Regions from separate parts of the Homo sapiens genome. Here region 2 is linked to region 1. A link is a contact called in ENCODE POLR2A ChIA-PET data. All regions are on one chromosome and are shown on one strand. Each heading gives the region's core, a stretch centred on a gene start or an enhancer-like site at or near the end of the contact. The rest is flanking DNA. Distances are from core to core; before and after follow the strand shown.

Region 1 (4,985 bases), core at 1,707-4,206:
GTAGGGTTTTTTTTGTTTTGTTTTGTTTTTTTTGGACGACATCTTGCACTGCACCCAGGCTGGAGTGCAGTGGCGCGATCTCAGCTCACTGCAACCTCCGCCTCCTGGGTTCAAGCGATTCTCCTGCCTCAGCCTCCCAAGTAACAGGGATTACAGGCATGTGCCACCATGCCAGGCTAATTTTGTATTTTCAGTAGAGATGGGGTTTCTCCATGTTGGTCAGGCTGGTCTCAACTCCCGACCTCAGGTGATCCGCCTGCCTCAGCCTCCCAAAGTGTTGGGATTACAGGCATGAGCCACTGCACCTGGCCACAATTGTAGGTTTTATGTGCAGTGTATTTCCATCTGCAAAGCAAGTTGTACCTATGCACTTTTTTTTTTTTTTTTTGAGACAGAGTCTCACTCTGTCCCCCAGGCCGCAGTGCAGTGGCATGATCTTGCAAGCTCCGCCTCCTGGGTTCAAGCAATTCTCGTACCTCAGCCTCCCAAGTAGCTGGGACTACAGGCTTGTGCCACCACGCTCAGCTAATTTTTTTTGTATTTTTAGTAGAGACGGGGTTTTGCCATGTTGGCTAGGCTAGTCTTGAACTCTTGGCCTCAGAGATCCACCTGCCTTGGGCTTACAAAGTACTGGGATTACAGGCATGAGCCACTGCATCCGGCTTTTTTGTTTGTTTTTTTGAGACACAGTCACACTCTGTTGCTTAGGCTAGAGTGCAGTGATGTGATCACAGCTCACTGCAGCCTCAACCTCCCTGGGCTCAGGTGATCCTCCTACCTCAGCCTCCCTAGTAGCTGGTACTAAAGGTGTGTGCCACCACACGCAGCTAGTTTTTATATGTTTTGTAGAGATGGGGTTTTGTCACATTGCCCAGGATGTTCTAGAACTCCTGGGCTCAAGTGATCTATCTGCCTCAGCCTCCCGAAGTGTTGGGATTTCAGGTGTGAGCTACTGTATCCAGCCCCCTATGGGCTTTTATATGCAGAGAATACCTTTAGGAGATATTTAAAAACTGGGGAGAGGAACAGGGATGTTTGAGTGGGAGAGAGACTGAGTTTTCACTTTTGTGTTTTTTGAATTATTATTATTTTTTTCTGTCCAGGCATGGTGTCTCAAGCCTGCAATCCCAGCACTTTGGGAGGCTGAAGTGGGAGGATCACTTGAGGCCAGGGGTTTGAGACTAGCCTGGGCAACAGAGCAGGACGCCATCTCTACCAAAAATAAAAAGATTAGCTGGGCATAGTGGCACATGCCTGTAGTCTCAGCTTCTTGGGAGGCTGAGGTGGGAGGATTGCTTGAGACCAGAATTTAGAGGCTGCAGTGAGCTGTGTTCATGCCACTGCACTCCATCCTGGGCAACAGAGCAAGACCGTGTCTCTAAGAAAATAAAACAAAAGGCCAGGCACGGTGGCTCACGCCTGTAATCCCAGCACTTTGGGAGGCTGAGGCGGGCGGATTACGAGGTTAGGAGTTCGAGACCAGCCTGACCAACATGGTGAAATCCCATCTCTACTAAAAATACAAAAATTAGCCAGGCATGGTGGCACGTGCCTGTAATCCCAGCTACTCGGGAGGCCGAGGCAGGAGAATCGCTTGAACCCAGGAGGCAGAGGTTGCGGTGAGCCGAGATCATGCCACTGCACTCTAGTCTGGGCAACAGAGCGAGACTCAGTCTCAAAAATAAATACATACATACATGCAAAAATAAAAAATAAAACAAAAACAAATTAAAATTTTTTCTTTTAATTATTATTCATTCAGTTGAAAACTCATTTCATTTAAAAAACAAAGATCATTTTAATGCAGGGTAAGGATGTGTGTGTGTGTGTGTGTGCGTGTGTGCAGGGGAGGCTAGTGCAATCTGGGGAAGGATGGGGTGAGGTGGCAGAAGGGACAGGGACCCAAGGAAGGAAGGGAGAGGAGGGACTGGACTTAAGAAATTTTGTAAAAGAGTCAACAGGATGTGGGGGTGAGCAGCAGGCGGGGCACACATGACTGAGGTCTGCAGTCTGAAGATGCCTGTAACCTAGATAGGAGATGATTATCTTTTAGCATATGCTAAACGTTTAAGATAATGGCCATGGTGCCGTGCACAGTGGCTCACACCTGTAATCACGGCACTTTGGGAGGGTGATGCGGGATCATGATTTGATTCTGGGAATCCAAGGCTGCAGTGAGCTATGATCATACCACTGCATTCCAGTCTGGGACAACAGAGTGAAACCCTGTCTCAAAACAACAGCAACAAGAATCAGATGCTGGAGTGCAGTGGTGTGTGCCTGTAATCTCAGCTACTGGGGGAAGGCTGAAGTGGGAGGATCGCAGGAGCCCAGGTGGTCGAGACCAGCCTGGGCAACACAGTGAGACCCCATCTTCAAAAAAAGAAAAGGAAATTCAGAGATGGAAAGCACTAGGGCCATTCAAGAGATTGCTAAATGCTTTTGTGTCATCATTGAGCAATAAAAGGGCCCTTGAGACCCGGTTGCAGCCTTGAGAATTTTTTCCAGCCATGCTCAGCTTCCCAAGACAGGCACAGAAGGGAGAATAGATTCTGCAGAAGGTTCTGCTGGCCATTCTTGCTGTCTCTCTCTCTCTCTCTCTGTGTGTGTGTGTGTGTGTGTGTGTGTGTGTGTGTCACAGTCTTGTTCTGTTGTCCAGACTGGAGTGCAGTGGCACAACCTCGGCTCACTGCAACCTCCACCTCCCGGGCTCAAGCGATTCTCCTGCCTCAGCCTCCCGAGTAGCTGGGACTATAGTCGTGCGTATCATGTCCAGCTAATTTTTGTATTTTTAGTAGAGATGGGGTTTCACCACGTTGGCCAGGCTGGTCTTGAACTCCTTACTTCAAGTGATCTGCCCACCTCAGCTTCCCAAAGCCCTGGGATTACAGGCGTGAGCCACCGTGCCCGGCTGCTAGTCTTGCTTTGATTCCTGGCTCTACTGGGGATTCCCGATGCCCCATTCTTCCGTTGGGTAGGTATTCTGTGCCCGCAGTTCGCTCATCACAGCTTAGATCACTCTGTGCAGTGCTTGTCAACCAAATCTGCTGAGACCGACCCTCTCCCACCTTCCTGGCTCCTGCTGCAACGCCCATTCCACCTCTGAATTCCCCTCGCTTCTGTGGGCCAGTCCTCACCTCACCAGTCAGCCCCATCTCTACTGGACTGGCTTCTCTTTGAGGGGCTGAGCACAGAGCGGGTGTCCATATTAGAAAGCTACAATTAATTATTATTATTATTATTATTATTATTATTTTTAGAGAGAGACAGGGTTAGCTCTGTTGCCCAGGCTGGAGTACAATGTTGTAATCAGCTCACTGCAGCCTCGACCTGCTGGGCTCAAGTGATCCTCCCATCTCAGCCTCCTGAGTATCTGGGAATACAGGCATGACACTAGCTTTTTTTTTTTTTGAGATGGAGTCTCACTCTGTCACCCAGGCTGGGGTGCAGTGGCGCCATCTCGGCTCACTGCAACCTCCGCCTCCCAGGTTCAAGCAATTCTGCTGCCTCAGCCTCCCGAGTAGCTGGGACCACGGGCGCGCACCATCACGCCCGGCTAATTTTTTGTATTTTTAGCAGAGATGGGGTTTCACTGTGTTAGCCAGGATGGTCTCGATCTCCTGACCTTATGATCTGCCCGCCTTGGCCTCCCAAAGTGCTGGGATTACAAGTGTGACCCACCGTGCCCGGCCAATTTTAAAATTTTTTTGTAGAGACAGGGTATTAGTAGGTTGCCTAGGGTGGTCAAACCTTAAGTGATCCTCCTGCCTTGGCCTCCCAAAGTGCTGGGATTACAGCTGTGAGGCACCATGCTTGGCCAGGATTTGGTTTATTTTAGTATTAGAGACAGGGTCTTGCTGAGTTGCCCAGGCTGGAGTGCAGTGACGCGATCATAGCTCACTTCAGCCTTGAACTCCCGGGATCAAGTGATCCTCCAGCCTCGGCCTCACAAAGTGCTGGGACTACAGGCATGCACCACCACTCCCAAAATTCAGGAATTTTTTTTTTTTTTTGAGACAGAGTCTCACTCTATTGCTCAGACTGGAATTCCATGGTGCAGTCTTGGCTCACTGCAGCCTCCACCTCCTGCCTCAGCCTCTCAAGTATCAGGGACTACAGGCACGTGCCACCATGCCCAGCTAATTTTTGTATTTTTAGTAGAGACAGGGTTTCACCATGTTGGTGAGGCTGGTCTGGAACTCCTGACCTCAGATGATCCGCCCGCCTTGGCCTCCCAAAGTGCTGGGATTACAGGCATGAGCCACTGCGCCCAGCCCAAAATTCAGGATCTTTAGGCTCAGACCATAGCAGGACTCCAGTCTTAGTCCCAGTTAGGTGAAGACTAAGAGGGCACAGAAATGGGATTGGGGTGCAGGGGGCAGGAGTGACCCAGAGTGCATTGAGGGTGGGAGCATGTGGCATGTGGGACCTGCCTCTCTCCATAGGTCCCAGATGGGTTTGGCGGCTGTAGCTTCAAGACTAACAGGACCTGCTGGACCATTTGGGATGCAGATTTTGGAAGGGAAACTGAGACAAATTCTTTATTTTCTTTTCTTTCTTTTTTTTTTTTTTGAGATGGAGTCTCGCTCTGTTGCCCAGGCTGGAGGGCAGTGGCGCAATCTCGGCTCACTGCAAGCTCCTTCTCCCAGGTTCATGCCATTTTCCTGCCTCAGCCTCCCGAGCAGCTGGGACTACAGGCGCCCGCCACCACGCCCGGCTACTTTTTTGTATTTTTAGTAGAGACAAGGTTTCCCCATGTTAGCCAGGATGGTCTCGATCTCCTGACCTTGTGATCTGCCCGCCTCGGCCTCCCAAAGTGCTAGGATTACAGGTGTGAGGCACCGCGCCCACCTCCTCCCTCCCTCCCTCCCTTCCTTCCTTTCTTTTTTTCTGAGACAGGGTCTTGCTCTGTTGCCCAGGCTGGAGTGCAGTGGCATGATCTCGGCTCACGGCAGCCTCTGCCTCCCGGGTTCAAGTGATTCTCC
Region 2 (4,985 bases), core at 2,486-4,985, 5.3 Mb after region 1:
TTTTTGTATTTTTAGTAGAGACAGGTTTCACCATGTTGGCCAAGCTGGTCTTTTTTTTTTTTTTTCTTTTTTTGAGACGGAGTCTCGTTCTGTCGCCCAGGCTGGAGTGCAACACTGTGATCTCAGCTTACTTCAACCTCCACCTCCCGGGTTCACGCCATTCTCCTGCCTCAGCCTCCCAAGTAGCTGGGATTACAGGCACCCGCCACCAGGCCCAGCTAATTTTTTGTATTTTTAGTAGAGACGGGGTTTCACTATGTTGGCCAGGCTGGTCTCAAACTCCTGACCTTGCGATCCGCCCTCCTCGGCCTCCCAAAGTGCTGGGATTACAGGAGTGAGCCACCGCGCCCCGCCTAAGCTGGTCTTAAACTCCTGACCTCAGATGATCTGCCCGCCTCGGCCTTCCAAAGTGCTGGGATTACAGCCCTGAGCCACTGTACCCAGCCTACATACGTAATTTAAATGTCCTGAAACCATGTAAAAGAAAATATATGAAATCAATTTTAATAATGTATTTTATTAAACCAAGTTTATCTAAAATATAATTTCAACATGTTAACAACACTAAACATTTGCTTTCTTTTGTTCTGTCTTTTTTTTTTTTTTTTTGAGACAGAGTCTCACTTTGTTGCCCAGGCTGGAGTGCCGTGGTGCAATCTTGGCTCACTGCAAACTCCGCCTCCTGGGTTCAAGTGATTCTCCTGCCTCAGCCTCGCAAGCAGCTGGGATTACAGGCGCCCGCCACCACGCCCAGCTGATTTTTGTTTTGTTTTGTTTTGTTTTGTTTTTTGAGGCGGAGTCTTGCTCTATTGCCCAGGCTGGAGTGCAGTGGCGCGATCTCAGCTCACTGCAAGCTCCACCTCCCGGGTTCACGCCATTCTCCTGCCTCAGCCTCCGGAGTAGCTGGGACTACAGGTGCCCGCCCCCACGCCAGGCTAATTTTTTTGTATTTTTAATAAAGACGGGGTTTCACCGTGTTAACCAGGATGGTCTGCATCTCCTGACCTCATGATCCGCCCGCCTCGGCCTCCCGAAGTGCTGGGATTACAGGCGTGAGCCACTGTGCCCGGCCCTAATTTTTGTATTTTTAGTAGAGACGGGGTTTCACCATGTTGGCCAGGCTGGTCTTGAACTCCAGACCTCAGGTGATCCGCCTGTCTCAGTCTTCGAAAGTGCTGGGATTACAGGTGTGAGACACCTTGCCCGGCCTCGTTTTCTGTTTTTTTGTTTGTTTGTTTGTTTTCCTGAGACGGTCACACTGTCACTCCGGCTGGAGCACAGTGATACAATCATATCTCACTGTAGCCTGAACCTCTTGGGCTCGAGAGATCCTCCTGTCACAGCCTCCAGAGTAGCTGGGACTACTGGCTTGTGCCACCACGCCCAGCTGATTTTCTTATTTTTTAATAGAGATGGGTTTTCGCCATGTTGCCCATGCTGGTCTCAAACTCCTGGGCTCAAGTGATCTTCCCACCTCACCATCCCAAAGTGCTGGGATTCCAGGCGTGAACCACCGCGCCTGGCCAAAACATTCTTTTTTTTTTTTTTTTGGAGTCTCACTCTGTCCCCCAGGCTGGAGTGCAGTGGCGCAATCTTGGCTCACTGCAACCTCTGCCTCCTGGGTTCCCACCATTCTCCTGCCCTAGCCTCCCTAGTAGCTGGGACTATAGGCGCCTGCCACCATGCCCGGCTAATTTTTTGTATTTTTAGTAGAGAAGGGGTTTCACTGTGTTAGCCAGGATGGAAAACATTCTTAATGAAATATTTTAGGCCGGGCGTGGTGGCTCACGCCTGGAATCCCAGCACTTTGGGAGGCCAAGGCAGGCAGATCATAAGGTCAGGAGTTTGAGACCAGCCTGCCAATATGGTGAAACCCCGTCTCTACTAAAAATGCAAAAGTTAGTCAGGCGTGGCGGTGGGTGCCTGTAGCCCCAGCTACTTGGGAGGCTGAGGCAGAATAATCACGTGAACCTGGGAGGCAGAGGTTGCAGTGAGCTGAGATCACTCCATCTCAAAAAAAAAAAAAGAAATATTTTTCCTTGTTCCCTTCCTGCTATGTCTCCAAAATCCACTCTGTATTTTACCTTTCCAGCACAACCTAATTTCAGCCAGTCCCATTTCAAGGGCTCAGAGACCACTTGTGGCCATTGGTGACCATACTGGACAGTGCAGGTCTGCAGGGGAGTTTAACTAATTGAGGGGGTGGCAGGGAGAGTGGGTGAAGACTGGCCAGAGGGTGCAGCTGTGAGACTCGAAGTTTCTCCAAGAAAAAGCTAGGGCTTCCATATGGATGAGTGGATAATCACTGTTTTTTTTTTTTTTCTGCTGTGCCTATCATTTAACTGAATGGAGGCAAAGCATGTGTTGGTTGGTACATTCAACAAGTTCTAGGTTAAGCGCCTACCTTCCAGGTGCTGCCGGTACAGTAAAGCACAGATGGGACAAACTCCTGCCTCCTGAGGCTCACAGTGGAGAGGGAGAGATTGAAATTAAGCAACTACCAAAGGTGGATCACTTGAGGTCAGGAGTTCAAGACCAGCCTGGCCAACATGGCAAAACTCCGTCTCTACCAAAAATACAAAAATTAGCCGGGCGTGGTGGTGGGCGCCTATAATTTCAGCTATTCGGGAGGCTGAGGCAGGAGAATCACTTGACCCCGGGAGGCGCAGGTTGCAGTGAGCCGAGATCGCACCACTGCACCCCAGCCTGGACGACAAGAGTGAAACTCCGTAAAAAAAAAAAAAAAAAAAAAAAAAAAAACCGCCGAAACAGATAAATAAATGGTAATGGTGAGAAGTATGAGGAAGGAAAAATGCAGGGTCCTCTGAGGACATTGGCAAGGAGCCGGGACGGGAACGGGTGATGGAAGCCATGGCCAGCTTCCAGGCCAGAGACGGTGGCCTACACAAGCTGAGTCAGAAAAAATGCTCAGAGGTGCTGGGGTTTGATTAAGTGTTAGGGTGAACCTCATGGAATTGCCATTTTAACAGGCCAAAAATGGTAAAAAAAAATTAGCAATTTCATATGACCCAAGATAGTATCTAGGGCATGGAAAGGAGGGGCGGGGTACTATACTAGTTTTGAGGCTCAAGGGATGACCTATGAACCCCCTAACCGAGCTTTGTTTCTGGAGAGGGGGTCCGCGGCCCGCATGAGCTCCCTCAGTGAGCCTGCGACCCCTCCGCCCCCACAAGAACCAAAACTTGACCCGGTGCCCAGAGAGGTTGAGTGAGTTTCTCGGGTCGCACAGCTGGGAGGGACGAGGGGCTGAGCCACTGCCAAGGGATCCCGCTGCTCTGTCTCGCTCACCGGCCGGGCTATGTTGATTGTCCCCTCGCGGCGCCCGGAAGCGACCCTCAGTAAACAAAGCCGTGTGTGGGCGCAGCCCCAGAAGCCTGGGGCGCGCAGTCCAGCCCAAGAGAGGCGGGGGAGGAATGTTGTGAATGAACCCCGGGCCCGCCCCGAAACTCCGCATAAGGCCTGGGCCGCGGGGGTCCTCCCACTCTGATTGGCCTCTGGCGCCCCGTGATTGACAGCGCCCCTCGCTGTGCGCTCTGGTTGGGTAAACAAGAAAAGACTGGCATCGCAGTCATCGAGTGAGCAGCGAGGCTTGGACACGGGTCTGGCGGCGCAGCCAATGGCGGGGGAGGGCCGAGGAGGCCGAGGGGGGGCCAATAGGGACAGGCGGTGGGGGCGGGACGACGGCGGAGCTAAAGCGGCGGCTGAAGCAGCTTCATTGTTGTGAAGAGTCTTAAAGGGGCCGCATCACCCTGCCGGCCCGGCGCGGGTCGGGGGTGGGTGCGGTAGGGGTCCCGGGGCGGCCGAGCGCAGAGGACGGACGGGAAGGAGGGCAGGGGGCGCGGGAGCCGGCGAAGCGGAGCGGGCATCGGACCGAGCCCCCCAAAGAGGCCCCGCCCCGGCCCTGGCCCCGGCCGGGCCGGATGGAACCCCCCGCGGCCAAGCGGAGCCGGGGCTGCCCCGCGGGACCCGAGGAGCGCGATGCCGGGGCCGGGGCCGCGCGTGGCCGGGGCCGGCCCGAGGCGCTGCTGGACCTCAGCGCCAAGCGGGTAGCCGAGAGCTGGGCCTTCGAGCAGGTGACCGCGGGGGAAGGGGGCGGGGGCAGGGACGCACCCCCAGCACCTTCCCCACCTGTCTTCTCCTCCCCCACAATCCCCAGACTCCAGAGCTAACCCAATCAGAGACACCCCCTGAGATTCCACCCCCAGGACCCTTAACCCTGCCTGGAAACACCCCCTCATCCTCCTGTTTCTGTCCTTCAAACCCAGTAACCCACCCCCATCCCTTCTCTGCCATCTCTGCCCCTCAGCGCCCCAGATCCCAAATCAGGACACTTCCTTCTTCTCCTACCAACCCCAGATCTCTGAGATCTGGCCCCCATGGCCCGCCTACAACCCTGGGCACCCCTCTTTTCCCGCCTTATCCCCCAACGGTACCCCTCTTTTCCCACCTTATCCCCCAACGGTACCCCTCTTTTCCCACCTTATCCCCCAACGGTACCCCTCTTTTCCTACCGCATCTTTATTCGCCAATCAGGGCACCCCATTCAGTCTTCAATCCTCTCTTCGGCCCCCCGCTTGGGGACACCCTGTCTCCCTCCATCGTAGCCTCTAGAGACTCACACTACCCCATTCCTGCTCTCCAGATCCCTACCGTACACCCCAAGTAAATAACTCCCCCATCTCTCCAGATTCCAGCTCAAGACACCCCTTTTTTCCCCATTCATTCCTGCCCTCGAGCCTCCAGATTCCACCTGTTCCTTGGGGACCCCTCTCTACTCCTCCAGATTCCTCTTTCGGGGCTGCCCGTCTTCTCCTGGCTTGCCGCAGGGATTACTGAAATGCCAGGGTCCCTCCTCCTCCCCACCTCATCCCCCTGACCTATCCTATCTCTTCCCATAGGAAAACAGCAGGGGCGGAGCCTGGGTGGTGGTCCCTGGACAGGTGCACCTAGAAGCTCTCTTCTGT

What was found. ChIA-PET counts read pairs that join two places held with the same protein, here RNA polymerase II (POLR2A).
Region 2: POLR2A ChIA-PET joins it to region 1 with 11 read pairs in activated CD4-positive, alpha-beta T cell. The contact joins the promoter of ZSWIM4 here to the enhancer-like site in region 1. POLR2A ChIA-PET finds 5 or more read pairs at or near these places in 3 of 52 experiments (activated CD4-positive, alpha-beta T cell, activated CD8-positive, alpha-beta memory T cell and naive thymus-derived CD4-positive, alpha-beta T cell).

What each region holds. Positions count from the first base shown.
Region 1 is chr19:8,515,740-8,520,724 of GRCh38, forward strand. No RefSeq gene overlaps it. Among named protein-coding and RNA genes, the nearest start is that of ZNF414, 4.1 kb to the left of the region's middle. RefSeq lists an enhancer at 2,190-2,249. Within about 2 kb of position 2,957, at least 5 of the 41 ENCODE cell types and tissues checked have a DNase peak (open chromatin) inside an H3K27ac peak, as active enhancers do.
Region 2 is chr19:13,791,708-13,796,692 of GRCh38, forward strand. ZSWIM4 (zinc finger SWIM-type containing 4) reads left to right here and starts at 3,736. Exons shown (of 14, transcript NM_001367834.3): 1 at 3,736-4,094. The coding sequence starts at 3,942. RefSeq lists silencers at 3,370-3,859, 3,880-4,089 and an enhancer at 4,330-4,399.